2 separate regions of the Homo sapiens genome follow, and region 2 is linked to region 1. A link is an interaction called in ENCODE POLR2A ChIA-PET data of the cell type or tissue named here. Cell type or tissue: Panc1. All regions are shown on one strand.

Region 1 (8,000 bases):
CAGCCACAGCACCTTTTCAAGATACTTACAGAACCCGCCTATCCCATGTAGACTGATACCTGTGCAATAAAAAGTGGTCACATTAAGTGACCAGATTTTTTTAAGTTTCTGTAGTGTTGTGGTTATCATGTTCACCTATCACATTCGTCTTACCTAAGGCCAGATGTCTGCCTTTATCATGAGATCTCAGCCAGCAGAGAAGTTCTTCTCCAGGTACTTCTGGAGTCTTCAGTGGGTGACTTACATTAGCTCACATATTAGTCCTGGCTGATGCTTCCTATAGCTTCAGGAATGATTACATCACTGCTGACATTGCTGTCACCCCTGCTAACTAAAGGTCGACTCCAGAGTGATTTTCTCATCAGTTCTATGCTGGATACTTGGGAATTCAGTGATGCCAGTCCCACTGGACTCTGCAACACTCTCTGCCCCAACACACACATCCACAGCCACGTTCATGCACACACACACATACACAAAGATACAACCATACAGGCATAGACATCCACGCACCCACACAACCATATACACAGACATGCACATACACAACCACACACAATACTTTTGCAAAGTGAGAAGGCAAACTCTTCATTTTTCTATGTTCTACTCTGTCTACGGGAAAAAAAATGGGGGTCCCACAGTAGATGTGCTTGGATACTCATATTTCACAAAGTTTACTAACAGCATCCTTTCGCTATGCAATAGATGTATATATGAGATTTTTCTCTTTTTATTTTCTCCAAGATGTACATCAACTATCAGGATCTCTAAATCTAATGAGTGTTCAAATAATAACCACTGTACTAGACAATTCCCAGCTCAGTCTCACTGGTAACCTTAGTCAAGGGCCCCATCTCTTTTTACAATCTGAATTCTTCTATCATCCCAGGTTCTCCATATGTTAGGATGAGAAGCAATCACTCCAGTCACCATATAAATCAACAGTTATAGATAAGTAGTTTAGGAGAAGAGACTCAGCCAACAACACTCACCCCAGCTGGGATGGCCCGCATCTCCATTTAAACATCTTGCCTTATGTAATTATCAGTTCACCATTACAATAGCAATAGAAAGTAAGAATAGGTAATGGTCTCAACAAATATAGAAAATGAGTAGCAAGAAACATAAAACGTTAACTGCCACACACTTGGACACATCTCAATCCCCACACACCCATAAGAGGTTCAAATTATTTAGCGCTATTTTACAAAGAGGTTTAAGTTCACATAAATATCTGAATCAAGGATGACAGCTCTGAGTTCTAACACCAAATCTGAAGGTTTTTCCTACTTATGATGTTGCCTTGTGTGTTCATGGAACTTCCCGACACAGTGAACATAAGAACATTGCGAGCACTGACCTGAGAATGGGTTTTAGAATCTTTGCTCTCTATAGTACCTCCTGCTTCTGATTACAGCAGTTACTTTGAGCAAGAGTATCCATGGATGACTCATCTCATCCTCCATACAATGCAATGAAGTAGATCTAATTTCCTGTGAATTACAGAGGAGGAAACTGAGGTCAAGGAAGTTAAGTAACTTGCCTATGATCTGACACCCTGTGAGTGGCAAAGCCATGGCCCCAACAGAGGTCTGACTCCAGCTCAGCCTCCTTCCCCCATACGACTCTGTCATATGAATCTGTGTTCATAGGTCAGCACATGATTTCTCTTGCAATTATTCAGCCAGTCAGTTTAGGTCGAATTTCACATAATTTAAGACATATTGATTAGGAGAAGAAACAGGATCACAAATTTCAGTGTTTAAAGGGAATCACGGTCATATCTGCAGAAGACTTGAATTCTCCCGAATGTGTGGACTGTCTCCTAATACTAACAAGTGGTAAAAATGCAGGCTTGAGTTCTACTTGTGTTGAACTCCTAGACACTGTGCTGGCCTTTGAATGATAGCCTCACAACAGTGTAGCAGGTGAGCATTCACCTTATCTTGTACAGAATGAGGATTTAAAAATATTAACCTCAACTTATCTTGTACAGAATGAGGATTTAAATTATCTTGTACAGAATGCCTCAACTTATCTTGCACAGAATGAGGATTTTAAAATATTAACTATAGGTGTGGTGGCTCATGCCTGTAATCCCAGCACTTTGGGAGGCTGAGGTGGGCAGATCACGAGGGCAGGAGTTCAAGACCAGCCTGGCCAGCATGGTGAAACCCCATCACTACTAAAAATACAAAAATTAGCCAGGCGTGGTGGTACACACCTGAGGTTCCAGCTACTCGGGAGGCTGAGACAGGAGAATCGTTTGAACCTGGCAGGCGGTGGTTGCAGTGAGCCAAGATGGCACCACTGCACTCCAGCCTGGGGAACAGAGCAAGACTCCATCTCAAAAATAAAATAAAATAAAATAAAATAAAATAAAATAAAATAAAATAAAAAATATTAGCCACATATTCCAAAGAAATCCACGTATTCATGATCAAAAACATGATGCAAATTGAAACAGATACAATGGCACTGTATGGTGCAAAAAAAAAAAAATTGGAAATGAACTGTTAATGTATCAATACACATCTGAAAAACAATTGTTTTGTTTGTTTGTTTGTTTTGTTTTGTTTTTGAGATAGAGTCTTGCTCTGTCACCCAGGCTGGAGTGCAGTGGCACAATCTCAGCTCACTGCAAGCTCTGACTCACAGGTTCACACCATTCTCCTGCCTAAGCCTCCCCAGCAGCTGGGACTACAGGCGCATGCCACCACACCCAGCTAACTTTTTTGTATTTTTAGTAGAGACAGGGTTTCACTGTGTTAGCCAAGATGGTCTCCATCTCCTGACCTCATGATCCACCCGCCTTGGCCTCCCAAAGTGCTGGGATTACAGGCGTGAGCCACCGTGCCCGGCCTTGTTTGTTTGTTTTGAGACAGAGTCTCACTGTCACCAGGCTGGAGGGCAGTGGCGTGATCTTGGCTCACTGCAACCACTGCCTCCCGGCTTTGAGCAATTCTCCTCTCTCAGCCTCCCAAGTAGCTGGGACTACAGGTGAGCACCGCCACACCCAGCTAATTTTTGTATTTTTAGTAAAGATAGGGTTTCACCATGTTGGTCAGGATGGTCTTGAGCTCCTGACCTCGTGATCTGCCTGACTCGACCTCCCAAAGTGCTAGGATTACAAGCATGAGCCCCCGTGCCTGGCCACAGTTGTTTTTAAAAAGGGTTATGTGCAAAGGCAGAGCCATGCATCCTTTTCGCCTCCATGTCCTTTGAGAGCCCTGTCTTCATAAAGATGTGTGGCAGGGTTAACACATGAGTGAAGTAAAGCCTAGCCAGTGAGATCAACCACCCCAGGAACTGTATTAATTGCCCACTGCTGCCACAAAAAAACTATCACAAACATGACAGCTGAAAACAACAGAAATTATTGTCTCAGAGTTCTGGTGGCAAGAGGTCTGAAGTCAAAGTGTTCTCAGGGTGGGGGCTTCCTTAGACTCTCTGGAGAATCCATTTCATTCCTCTCTCCTAGCTGCTGGCAACTGTGGCGATCCTTGGCGGTCCTTTGCTTGTAGATGCATCAATTTCTGCCTCCTTCACATGTCTGAGTCTCAAATCGCTCTCTCCTCTCTCTTAAAAGGACAACAGTCATCGGACTGAGGGTCCATCCTAAATTCAGGATGATCTCATCTGGAGATCCTTAACTTAATTATACCTGCAAAGACTCTATTTCCAAATTAGGTCACATTCCCAGATACCAGGGTGTACACATTTTTGGAGAACACAATTCAAACCACTATCAGAGCCATCTAAGTGGCTCTGTTAAGGAAGACTGTATTTGCTAATTTGGGTCACTTGCTTGAGAAAGTTCAAAATAGACACAACCTTAATATGTCTACAATATTCAGACCTATTTGGCACAAAGGAAGATATGAAACAGTTTTATGGAATTTCCATACTCCAAATTAGAGGATATCCCCCCACCCCCCACCTAAGCTATTCCTATCTCTTCTCAAGTTGCAAATATCTCCACTTGTGACCTGTTGTTATAAAAGATCTCATTGATAATAGTCTTTTTCATCTGACGAATTTTTTCCTCTTTAGCCTGAATCTACTTACCTTTCACAAAACAACACACACACACACACACACACACACACACACACACACACACACACACATATGCCTGGAGCTAGACATGTAAGATTCTTTTATTTTTATCACTTCTCTATCTGGTGGTTCAGAGCACATAATGCCACATTACACATAAATAGAACCTACAGATACAGAAATCAGAGGAGAAATCAGATTGTCTCTGAAGTCAAGATAGTCTAATGGCTAAAGACTCTTGTGTGGCACAAGTCACAACAGTTAGAATGCCCAAGTTCCTTAAATAGTGACTTTAGAAATGCTAGAATATTCATGTAGTAATACAGTGCTTTTGCAAATAAGTCCAAGCAGTTTCTTAGTTTTTCCAAGTAAATGTATGCTGGTTTCAGGTTTTATTATCAGTAATTCATAATACACTAGAAATAAGCTCTCTAACACAAAATAAAACCAGATAATGGAAGTAAATTGTACAAACTAAATTTCACACACTTTGTAAAACGTGTAGGCAGTAATTATGCTCCTTATCAATATCCAGGGTGGGTAAGGATATCGATAAGGAGCGTAACTTCTGCCTACACATTTTACAATGTGTATAAAAAATAAGGAAATGGCTCAATGAAGTCATAACTAGTGTGTGTTCTAGGAACAGTGTGCTGGTAAGCAAAATCGGTAGACCATGTGTAGGCCTGACACTTCAACTTGTCATTTGAAAAAGAGAGATTATCTTACATTTCTCAATATACTCTTAATGCTGACCTGTTCTAATGGAGAACTTCCAAGCAGAATTATAGTTTTCTGAGATCTTTGGAACTCCTCAAGGTGAGCAGTGGTGGCTTCGCTGGCTTCTTTGTGGATTTCGTGACTCTTATTGGAACTCCCAGGTGCTTCAGAATTCAGAGTCTCCTCCCGGCCACTCTCATCTGTTTACCCCAAGAAAATCACATGGAATTCCACTTGTTTTTGTCAATTTAATGTTGACTAAACACACAATAGACTCATCACTGATTTTCTTATATGCAGTAAAGTTTGGTTTTTTCATAATCGACCAACTAGCAAATTATTTTCTATTTCATGTACTGGAAAACAACTAAAGCACAGAAGTTTGAAGATTAAAAAACAACCACCACCACCTTTGTTTATCCCATAATGTTTACAAACTCAACAAAGTACAGCTATACATTTAAGCCTTTTTCCCAGTTACCAAATATATCTTGAAATGTGGATACTGTGCTTTTCTGTACGTTAATATTACATGTTGTTTACTCCAACATCTTACCACTTACTCACTGTGTTGCTGTAACCAGTTTAGGAGATGAATAGGCTTAGAAGAAGCCAGAGCTCTCTGGTTCATTTTCCCACCTTAGGATCTCTGAGAACATTTCCTGAGCTCTGCACACAGAGGCACTTTATTTGGGCTACCTTGTTTATTTGCATAGAAATGCCAGCATTTATATAAATGGTATGTGTACTTTACTTCACTATCACCTGAAAACAGTATCATGTACAAAAGATATCTATTCATCCAGCCAGATGCATGCTGTAAATAGAAAATGATCTTCCTTCTTCCAGTCTGTAAAAAATGCTGGAAGGTATAATACGAAATTTTCCACGTCTCCTATTCTAGAATTTTAACAAGAATCATGAGAAGAGAGCTTCTTTTGCAGGAGGAAATGAGATGGCATGCTGGAGAAAGCACTGAGTTAGTGTCCAGAGGCCCACTGGCCTTGTTCTATGCTCCCTGATGCACCATATTACTTTGCATAAGACTTTATACTTTCTAAGTCTCAGCTACATCCTCTTCTATAAAATAGTTCATAAAATGCCTCTTCTATAAATTCTATGAGACTTTTGTAAGTCCATAAATGATTTCCGAAGATCTATTAGATGCTATCTGTAAATGTGTGACTTGGGTGGTTTCAAAGGATCCAAGCTGAAAAAGCCATCAGAATGGAAAAGAAACAGCAGCACTAAAAGGTATTCAATAGGTTTGCTGACTCAGAAGTTAGACTAAACACAGAAAGGCCTGACTTAAGCATAACCATTTATGATGCTTAATTTTAAGCATCAGCTTGACCAGGCTATGGTGCCCACCTGTTTGCCCAAACACCAATCTAGATGTTGTTGTGAAGGTGTATTTAGATGTGATTAATATTTAAATCAGTAGAGTTTGAGTAAAGCAGATTACTCTTCACAATGTTTGTGGGCCTCATCCAATCAGTCGAAGTTCTTAAACATATAGATTGAGGCTTTCCAAAGAAGAAGGAATTCAGTCTCAAGGCCACAGCGTAGACACTCTGGTTGCATTTCCAGCCTGCTGGCCTGCCCCACGCATTTCAGTCTCAAGACTCCAACATCAACCCCTACCTGAGTTTCCAGACTGCTGCCTGTGGAATTCAGATGCGAGACTGCAATTTCAACTCCTGCCTGAATTTCACATCAACTCTTACCTGATTCTCCAGCCTGCCAGCCTGTCTGAAGGATTTCAGACTTGCTATCCCAGCTACGGAGTGAAGCAATTTCTTAAAATAAATGCCTCTCTATATATTATCAAACCAACTGGATTCCACTTCTCTGGATAATTCTAATACACCATTTGAACTTGGGATCCCTCAGAATGAGGTGGCTTGAAAACTGAGTTTGCTTTGTTTATAAAGGCAAAAAGTAATAAATGGTTGACCACACAAACTGATAGCAAAAAAGTAAAGGGGAGGTGTACCCAAGCAGGAATAAAATTTTGAAGGGTATTATACTGTACATGGGGATAAAAATGGGGACTAACCTTTAAAGGTTGTTATGAAGTTTAAACAAGTGAATTATTTAGAACTGCTTAGGACAGTTCCAGGCACCTAGGAAGGACTCAAATGTTTAACTGGCATTAATATTTTCACCAGCAGGATTACTGTTACTATCTTTATTATTCTAGGTGTCACATCTGCTCATGTAATAATAATTTAGTCCTCATAACTACTCCATATGACAGGTGTTATATGTTCATTTGGCAAAAATGACAAAGAAAGGTTAATTAATTGGTCCAGGGTCACACAGCTAGTAAATGATGAAGTCTAAGCATAAATTTAATAGAAATAATAACTATTAGAAGACTTTATCATGATCAGCCCTCTCCTATTATATGCTTTGAGGAGTTATTATAATAAGGAAGACAAAATGATTGAGAAGCACTAAGCACATACAGTAAAAACATAATAATAATAGAATTATTCCCCATGAAATATACAGCAACTTATATTTAATTCTTTGGTAAAAACTGTAATATGGTTCTGGCATGAATTTATATGTGTTAAACTAAGAATTTAGAATTGAGTTTTTTAAATGTTACCTTTAAATTCTTAGTTTAATACATAAAATAAGTTTTTACTTAAAGAGCCTAACATTTGCAAATATGAATTTCCATACTAAGGTTGAGAACAATATACTATTTGCCTTCTACCACCCCAAAGCATTTGTTCAAAAGCTAAGACCAGTCTTTAAAAAGAGTAGCACATAGCCTCATAAATTAGTGAATCCAAGTATGCTGTATGCCATTTTAAGATCCTTCAACAGTAAATCTTAAATCATTTTCACCATTTAGGGTTATAAATTGTATGCAATTATAGGAAATTGGGTCATAATTACTTTTCCCCTAAACTTCAGCTACATTTAAATATCTACAACAATCAAAAGCTCACGTAGGTTATCAGTGAATGGTTATATTTAGAAAAGATAGGTGAGCATTTGCAAGAAACCATTTCAATCAATTTACAACTAATATTAAAACAAAAGATTGAAGATAATTGGTCTCTTACCTTGGGGTTCTCCTTGTCTGCTCTCATCAAAAAGCTTCGTTAATCGATTATAGAAAATTCTATCGTCATCTTGTGGGAGTGTTAAAAGAACATGTGCATGATAACTTTCTCATCAATTAATTTATAGATGTGCAAACA
Region 2 (8,000 bases), 61 kb after region 1:
TCCCCAGGATAAGTTTCTCAGTTTGCTTACCATTGTCCTTCTATTTCATGTTGCCGTTTTTCCTCACATCGTTGATGGTCCTTGCTTATAGGCTGATGGTTGATGGACCTTGGTTGACCATTCATAGCTAAGTATGAGAGAATTGAAAGACTAACAAATGCTTGTGTACACGAGTACTCTTCTGTTTAGGGTAGGAGGGCATCATTTTAGGGTAGGAAGATGAGGAGGAGGACATTAAACTGTCCTCTCCCACTTGAGAATGAAGAACCAGTGTCCATTATATTTGCCTAAACGTTTCCAGACATTTGCTTCAAAATGTTTTAGAGAAGAATATTCTGAGTTTTTTCTTATAGGGAAATTCCTGTCTGTCACATGATATGATAATACAATAATATATAATATATGGCTTTAATTACTTTTCTTGTTTGCATATCCCCAAAAACAACTTTGAAATTTTAGATAACTTCTGGTTGACATACAAAATTTTCTATCATAAGTTTGCTAAAAATGTGATTTCTAGCATGCTATAAATACTAAAATTTTAAAATATTCCTGTTACATAACTTTTGTCACTCATATAAATGTATCCAGTGGAATATAAATACAATAGTATTTTATACCTTCTATTATCCATTTTCAAAATACATGAACTCGCTATTTTTATTGTTGATAGTTTCATAATACTTCTTTTTTGACTTGGGTTTCCATTTTACTTCCCTTACAGAATTTTATTGCTTTATTTTAAGGTATTATATATTTGTGCTTGAATAAATACGTATTTTGTTGAACACCTTTTATTACATCTGCAACAAAAATATTTATATAAATTAAAATAACTTTTTCTGTATTCTATATGCCTATAATACACTATTAACTTTTTTCCTTCTCAATTCAATTATAATTAGTTCACAAATTAGAAAAAATATAACTGCAGTATACCACAAATATTGATAAATAATTGTCAAACACATAAAGTGTTATTATTTTTAAAAGTGCCTCTAAATTAAAGAAATTGGAAAGGGTCACTGTGTTCAGTTCTGCAGGTTGTACACTGCACTACTCAGGGGAGCACCATTCAAACCAAACTGTGTGGGTTGAGTGTCCCCTTTGAAGCAGTGCACCTGTGCACATATGTGCAGCAGCCCTGGGTGGTACTTTTTTTTATAACATCAGTTCATTTGTCTATGGAGAAATATTACTGACCCATATTTCTGCATCAACTCTGTTGCTATTTTTCTATGGGAATGGAAGGAGTTTCATCATGATTTCATCATCATAGTGTCATCAAACATTATTTATAATGCTCTATGAGTTGGCCTCTCAGAGTTGTTGCTATCGCTCTTGTTGATGTTTGGCACCAGGGCAGTTCACTAGAATAACAAGAGAGATATGGAAGAGGTACGCCTGCATTTTGAGCAGTGATTGTAAGAGGAGAGGTGGGAAAGAACAACCAGTGTTTTCTAAGACTGATTAGCTTTAGAAAAAGAGGACACATGGAAGATGAAAATCTTGAAATTAATTACTTTAAAATTATCTATGTTTGAAGATCTCTGTACCACTTTGTATGTAGGAGCACATGTTGTATGTATGTGGTATGGTGGGGGGTTTGGGGAGAACTCTGGTTTTGTTCTCAACTTTCAATTAAACCCTCTATTTGCGGCTGCACTTTGTTCTACTGCCCAGCTCTCTGGGGTTCTCCTGAGAACCCTGGCTCCCTCTTTCCCAGAAAACTTCTCTAGGCTATCACTTTTCTTATTCTGCTTTATCAGCCAATGGTGGCTCAACTCTTTTTCCTTTTCCAGAAACGTACCGTCCTCTCTTACCTGCAGTACCTTCCCTCCCATTCTGCATGCTTTCACTAATGCTTTACTAGTGTTTTAATGAAAGCTCAAGAGAGATGAGAAAAATAGATATTGTGAACCAAAAACTCATAGAAAGATCTCAATAAATAGTTATCATATTTACCAGCTAATCTAAATGGAGCATTAAACTATGCTTTACTCAGAGCAGCAAAGGTCCTCTTCGGGCCATTCAGGGCAGCCCAGACACTTCTTCCACTACTCAGCCTGATCATGGCACCGCTAAAATGAGCTTTGGCTAACAGAGACTATAAGCATTATATTAATGAGCCAGACTGTGATTGAAGTGTAGGCTTAAGGTCAGTGAATAGAAGCCTATACCTGCCTTACCCAAGCAAGAATTTAACTTGGAATTTCCCTAGAATCAGATAGAAGAAAAATCCCAAACTGCATTTATGAGGTCACACCAATAGGGGAAAACAGATCACTTTTAGCAAGCACATGGCTTTCAAAAACACACCTGTTTCTTTGTTATTGATAGTGTAATTAATTGATCTCTAGAATCTGATTGAAAACACTGGGCTATAAATCATGCCATATGAACAGTCCTGGATGCATCACTGCTAGTAATTCAAAGCATATTTCATCTGCCCGTGGCACGCATTTCAGGATTAGTGTCACATCTGGATTAACGAGAAACAGCAGGGGCTATTTGTTTATATGGTCACATTTCTACCTTTCATTTTACTTCATATTCAACCTGACACTGGCTATACATATCAATACACACGTCAAAGTGGGTTTATATCTCTTTGTCAGGTATCTAGGAACAAAACATTGGTTGACTCATAAGTGATGGGAAATTAACGTCATGAAATGACACTTTTGCTACCAAAAGAAAAAAACATTATTCATTGTGCCCACTACCTGAACTTGTCACCTAAGTAGAAATGTTCTTCATCATCAAGTTAATTGCAAGGATAGTCTATATTTATTCCCGAGGCCCACATTTACTTGTCTTTCAGTCATTCAATACATATTTATTGAGCACCTACTATATATATGAAAGACACAATTTTAAGTGCAGTGGGTGACACTGGTCCCTGTCCCTAAGGAAATTACAGCCCAGGGGGAAAATGACTAGTATATAAATAACCACAATATCAAATAGATACTGCAGCAATGAGATAAAAGTGACACAGCCAGTCACAAAGAGCCTTAAAGTTCTCAAAAAAAATTAGAGTGAGGTAGAAAAAAAAAATCATACTCCCTGGAAGTGTATATGTTAATATTGCGGTAATTGCTTAGAGACCAGGGCTTTCCTTATATTATTTCATTGAATCCTCACCATAACACATGAGGAAGCTATAGTATCTCTGTTTTAGAGATGAGGAAATTGAAGCAGCAAGAGGTTAGCTAACACGCCCAAGGCCACATAGTAAGCCATGCATCCAGGTTTCCAAGGCAGGTAAGTTTGATACCTAGACTGCGCCCTTAGCTTAGTTGTTCTGTTAGGCCATCCTTGCATCACTCTAAAGAAATACCTGAGACTGGGTACTTTATAAAGAAAAGAGGTTTAATTGGCTCACGATTCTGCAGATTGTACAAGCATAGCACCAGCATCTGCTCGGCTTCTGGGGAGGCCTTTACTCATGGCAGAAGCCAAAGCAGAAACGCGCGCATCACATGGTGAGAGCAGGAGCAAGACAGAGAGAGGTGGGGGAGGTGCTGCACACTTTTAAACAACCAGATCTCATGGGAAATTACCATCACCAGGACAGCACCAAGCCCTGTGATAAATCCAACCCCCAAGACCAAACACCTCCCGCCAGGTCCAACCTCCAAACTGGGGATTACATTACAACATGAGATTTGGGTCGGATAAATATCCAAACTCTATCACTCTTCTATTACTTCTGGGACAGCAAATGAAAAGTTTACTGTTACTGAAAAATGTGTTTTTATCCTTCTGTATAACTGAGGGAGATTTAAAGCCTCTAAAGTGAATTTTGACTAATATGCACATTTCTACGTCCTCCAATAAAAGTTCTGAACTGGCTCAAAGCATTCATATACATAAACTAAAACTAGCTGCTGAAAATTCCATCAGATGTAAAGAATATATGGAAATGACCCCCATTTTCCTGGCTCACGTGACTTCATATTCCAGCTGTCAGTTAGGAAACCAGGAGAGGCAATTCACAGCTGCTTGAATTCTATCTTTTTCTAGTTCCCAGCAAACCGTAAAATATTCAGTCTGACCAAACTATTTCTTTGGTTACTACTTTTGTCATTCCCAAAATTAAAACTTCAAACATACCACTCACACATACACAGAGATTTTCACACATATGGGCTTTTTGTAGCTTGCTGTTAGAAAAAATGTTCATGAAAAAGATAATTCACTTTTTCTACCCTCTGAATATTATCTAAAGGGAGTTCTGATCTGGAGCTCACCTTACTTTTTGTCTTGTGCTGTATATTCTTATTTCAATGGGTAAAACCAAGATCTTAGAATTGCCTTTATATTTTAAATACCCCTTTTTGAATCTATGAAGATTATCAAACTAACATAACCTTGCAAACAGGGGTTATTGTTCTAGATCCATTTTCTATTGTTTTATGTCTCCTGGGTCACTGAGATCCTGACAGTGTGTATTCTAAACCAGTGTTTCTCAAGGCTTAGTGTGCAGCCAGGTCACATAGAGGGCATCTGGGTCCACCCCACTGAATCTCCATCAGTAACAAGATTGCAGGTGATGCTGATGCTGCTGGTGCAAGGACGAGCCTGTGAGAACCACTGTTTTAAACCAACCTGAATAAGAAAGAGCACTGGACTAAGAGTCAAGAAACCTAGACTCTGATTCTAGATCTGCCACTGTCTGGCTGTGTGGCCTCAGACAAGTCACTTAACCTCTCTGAGACTCCATTCCCTCATTAAATGGCATGCTTTAACTAAGTAATTAATAAAAATCCCATATCATTTCATAATTTTATAACTGAGCCAAGATAGAGTATACTCTACTATGCCCACCAAACAATTTGAGGGGTCCGAGCTTAACAGTTAACATAGTCACTGTGTTTGAGAAAATACATATGTTTTCCTCCCATACTGTTAAGTTCTGCTGTTATACACCATACATATGTTTCTAAAAATCATCCCGCTATGCAAAATTGTGCAATAAAAATGGAGCTGGGGAACAACACTCAAAAACTTCAACAGTGTCTCTAGGAAAAAAGAAATTAGAAACGTAATAAAGACAATATCACACTTTCATACCTGTTAAATGGTTAAGAAATGCATAAAGAGGCCAGGCGCAGTGGCTCACACCTGTAATCCTAGCACTTTGGGAGGCCGAGGTGGGCGGATAATGAGATCAGGAGTTCCAGACTAGCCTGGCCAACATAGTGAAACCCTGTCTCTACTAAAAATACCAAAAAAATTAGCCAGGCGTGGTGGCAGGCGTGTCTAATCCCAGCTACTCGGAAAGCTGAGGCAAGGAGAATCACTATCACTTGAACCTGGGAGGCAGGGGTTACAGTGACCGAGATCACGCCACTGCACTCCAGCTCGGACGACAGTGCGAGACTCCATCTCAAAAAAAAAAAAGAAATGCATAAAGACTGCGGTCCGTGTAGCATTTAACTTGAAAAAGACTGGAGGTTTGTCATGGAAGTGGGCTGGGAAGGGTGACAACTGGTGAGTTTTTGTGAAGTGGTACAAGGAAAGTAATCTGGAATCTGACAGAAAGCCATCACAGCAGATGTGAATAGGTGTGGCTCATTGTCCTCACTTCCAGCATTAGCATAGACACCACAGTTAAGTCATCTCTCGGAGTCTTTAATCATGGAGGAAGTTTTCCTGTCTTTGCAAGGTAGGTCCTTCAAGGCATGTATGTATAATATAATAGATGCTGTATCATTAAAATTGAAATTCTGATCCAATGTGCTGCCTTCTTCTTCCTTACCTTCTCTATCACTCCTGGAAATTCTTTGATGGCTTTCTGATCTACATTTATGATTTTCCCAACAGCAGAAGACTTTGGAAATTGTAGTGATATTTAAAAATGCTACATCAACCACTGCTGGCACATAAAGGACCCATAATAAACCACTTCCGCAGGATTTGGTAATTTTCATTTAAGCTCTTTGAATCTAGACTGCATTTTCCTTTTGCAGGAATTGCTTGGCAACTTGAACCAAAACACTTACATTTGTCTGGAATATTGAAAGAGATTTTTTTCCTTTTAGTACACAGAAGGTCACAAATGTGAAGGAGTAGGAAAAGATAACCTTTGTGGATAGAGCTAGCTGGCAGGTGTTTGAAATGTGTGTAGTTTGGGCATTTGTGTATCTCTACATGGTTTGGTGTGCAGAATAATTGTGGATAAGCAAATTCAAAATTCATGTTTGACTCAAATGATTCTCTAATTTATCATGCACATTGAAACAAATTCACATTTTCAAAGCAAGTGTTAAAGTGAACTGACCGTACTTTTGATGACAAATATTAAAACTTTGATATTAGAATCACTATATGTCATGGGTAGAATATTGGAAATCTACCAAAATCTCTCATATGTGGGACTGAACACATTTAGGAAATGACTTCTACGAGATGGGAAACAATCCAAGAGAGTTATAATTTTAATATAACTAGTCACACCTTAGACACAAATGAAAGACCTGGGAGTGGAAGATCCTGACTCAGGAGCTCACTGAGGAAGGTCCTGACTCAAGTATTCACGATGTCTATTAAAATGCTATCTGAGTGGGCAGAGGATATAAACAGACACTTCTCAAAAGAAGACACTTATGCTGCCAACAGACACATGAAAAAATGCTCACCATCACTGGCCATCAGAGAAATGCAAATCAAAACCACAGTGAGATACCATCCCACACCAGTTAGAATGGCGATCATTAAAAAGTCAGGAAACAACAGGTGCTGGAGAGGACGTGGAGAAATAGGAAAACTTTTACACTGTTGGTGGGACTGTAAACTAGTTCAACCATTGTGGAAGACAGTGTGGCGATTCCTCAAGGATCTAGAACTAGAAATAACATTTGACCCAGCCATCCCATTACTGGGTATATACCCAGAGGATTATAAATCATGCTGCTATAAAGACAAATGCACACATATGTTTATTGTGGCACTATTCACAATAGCACTTGGAACCAACCCAAATGTCCAACAATGATAGACTGGGTTAAGAAAATGTGGCACGTATACACCACGGAATAGTATGGAGCCATAAAAAAGGATGAGTTCACGTCCTTTTAGGGACATGGATGAAGCTGGAAACCATCATTCTGAGCAAACTATCGCAAGGACAGAAAACCAAACACCGCATTTCTCACTCACAGGTGGGAATTGAACAATGAGAACACTTGGACACAGGGTGGGGAACACCACACACTGGGGCCTGTCGTGGGGTGGGGCGAGGGGGGAGGGATAGCATTAGGAGATATACCTAATGTAAACGACGAGTTAATGGGTGCAGCACACCAACATGGCACATGTATACTTATGTAACAAACCTGCACATTGGGCACATGTACCCTAGAACTTAAAGTATAATTAAAAATAATAATAATAATAAATAAAAATAAATTAATAAAAAAAGAATTTGGGAGGTTTCTAGTTTGAGAATATTACCAATAATTCTGAAATTTTTGTATGTCTTTTGGCCAAAATATATTGAGAATATACCTAGGAGCAGAATTGCTAAGTCATAGAATGTATATGTGTTCCAATACAGTAGGTACTGCCAAACAGTTTTCCAAAGGGGTTGTACCAGTTTGTATCCCCACCAAAAACATACAAAAATGTTGATTGTTCCATACTTTGTCATATCACATTAGATAACGTTTTAAAGTTTAGCTATCCTAATGGATGTGTAGTCATATTTCCTTATGGTATTGATTTGCATTTTTACAAATATATGATGAAATTGAGTACATTTTCATATGCTTATGATCCATTTCAATATCTTCTTTCATGAAGTGTTTCATATTTCATCTGTTTTACTAAATGTGTGGTCTTTCTTTTTCGTATACATCTGTATGTATTCTTAACATATACATTATAAACACATATTGTAAAACCTTAAAAAAAGGCTACCTGAGATAGTTTCTGAGGATGCTCAATGACATAGAGGCATTTCCACAAAATCTGAAGTTTTCAAAAAAATCTGC

The links. ChIA-PET counts read pairs that join two places held together with the same protein. Peaks named below come from ENCODE experiments on the same cell type or tissue, not always from the same donor. Only the 100,000 strongest peaks of a DNase experiment are listed, where the experiment ranks them.
Region 2: POLR2A ChIA-PET joins it to region 1 with 9 read pairs; 2 of 35 experiments call an interaction of 5 or more read pairs at or near these places.

What each region holds. Positions count from the first base shown.
Region 1 is chr6:9,895,511-9,903,510 of GRCh38, forward strand. It overlaps the pseudogene OFCC1. Among named protein-coding and RNA genes, the nearest start is that of TFAP2A-AS2, 500 kb to the right of the region's middle. In Panc1, no CTCF peak of the experiment used is centred here; no DNase peak of the experiment used is centred here; H3K27ac peaks cover 822 bases.
Region 2 is chr6:9,956,274-9,964,273 of GRCh38, forward strand. It overlaps the pseudogene OFCC1. Among named protein-coding and RNA genes, the nearest start is that of TFAP2A-AS2, 440 kb to the right of the region's middle. In Panc1, no CTCF peak of the experiment used is centred here; no DNase peak of the experiment used is centred here; H3K27ac peaks cover 267 bases.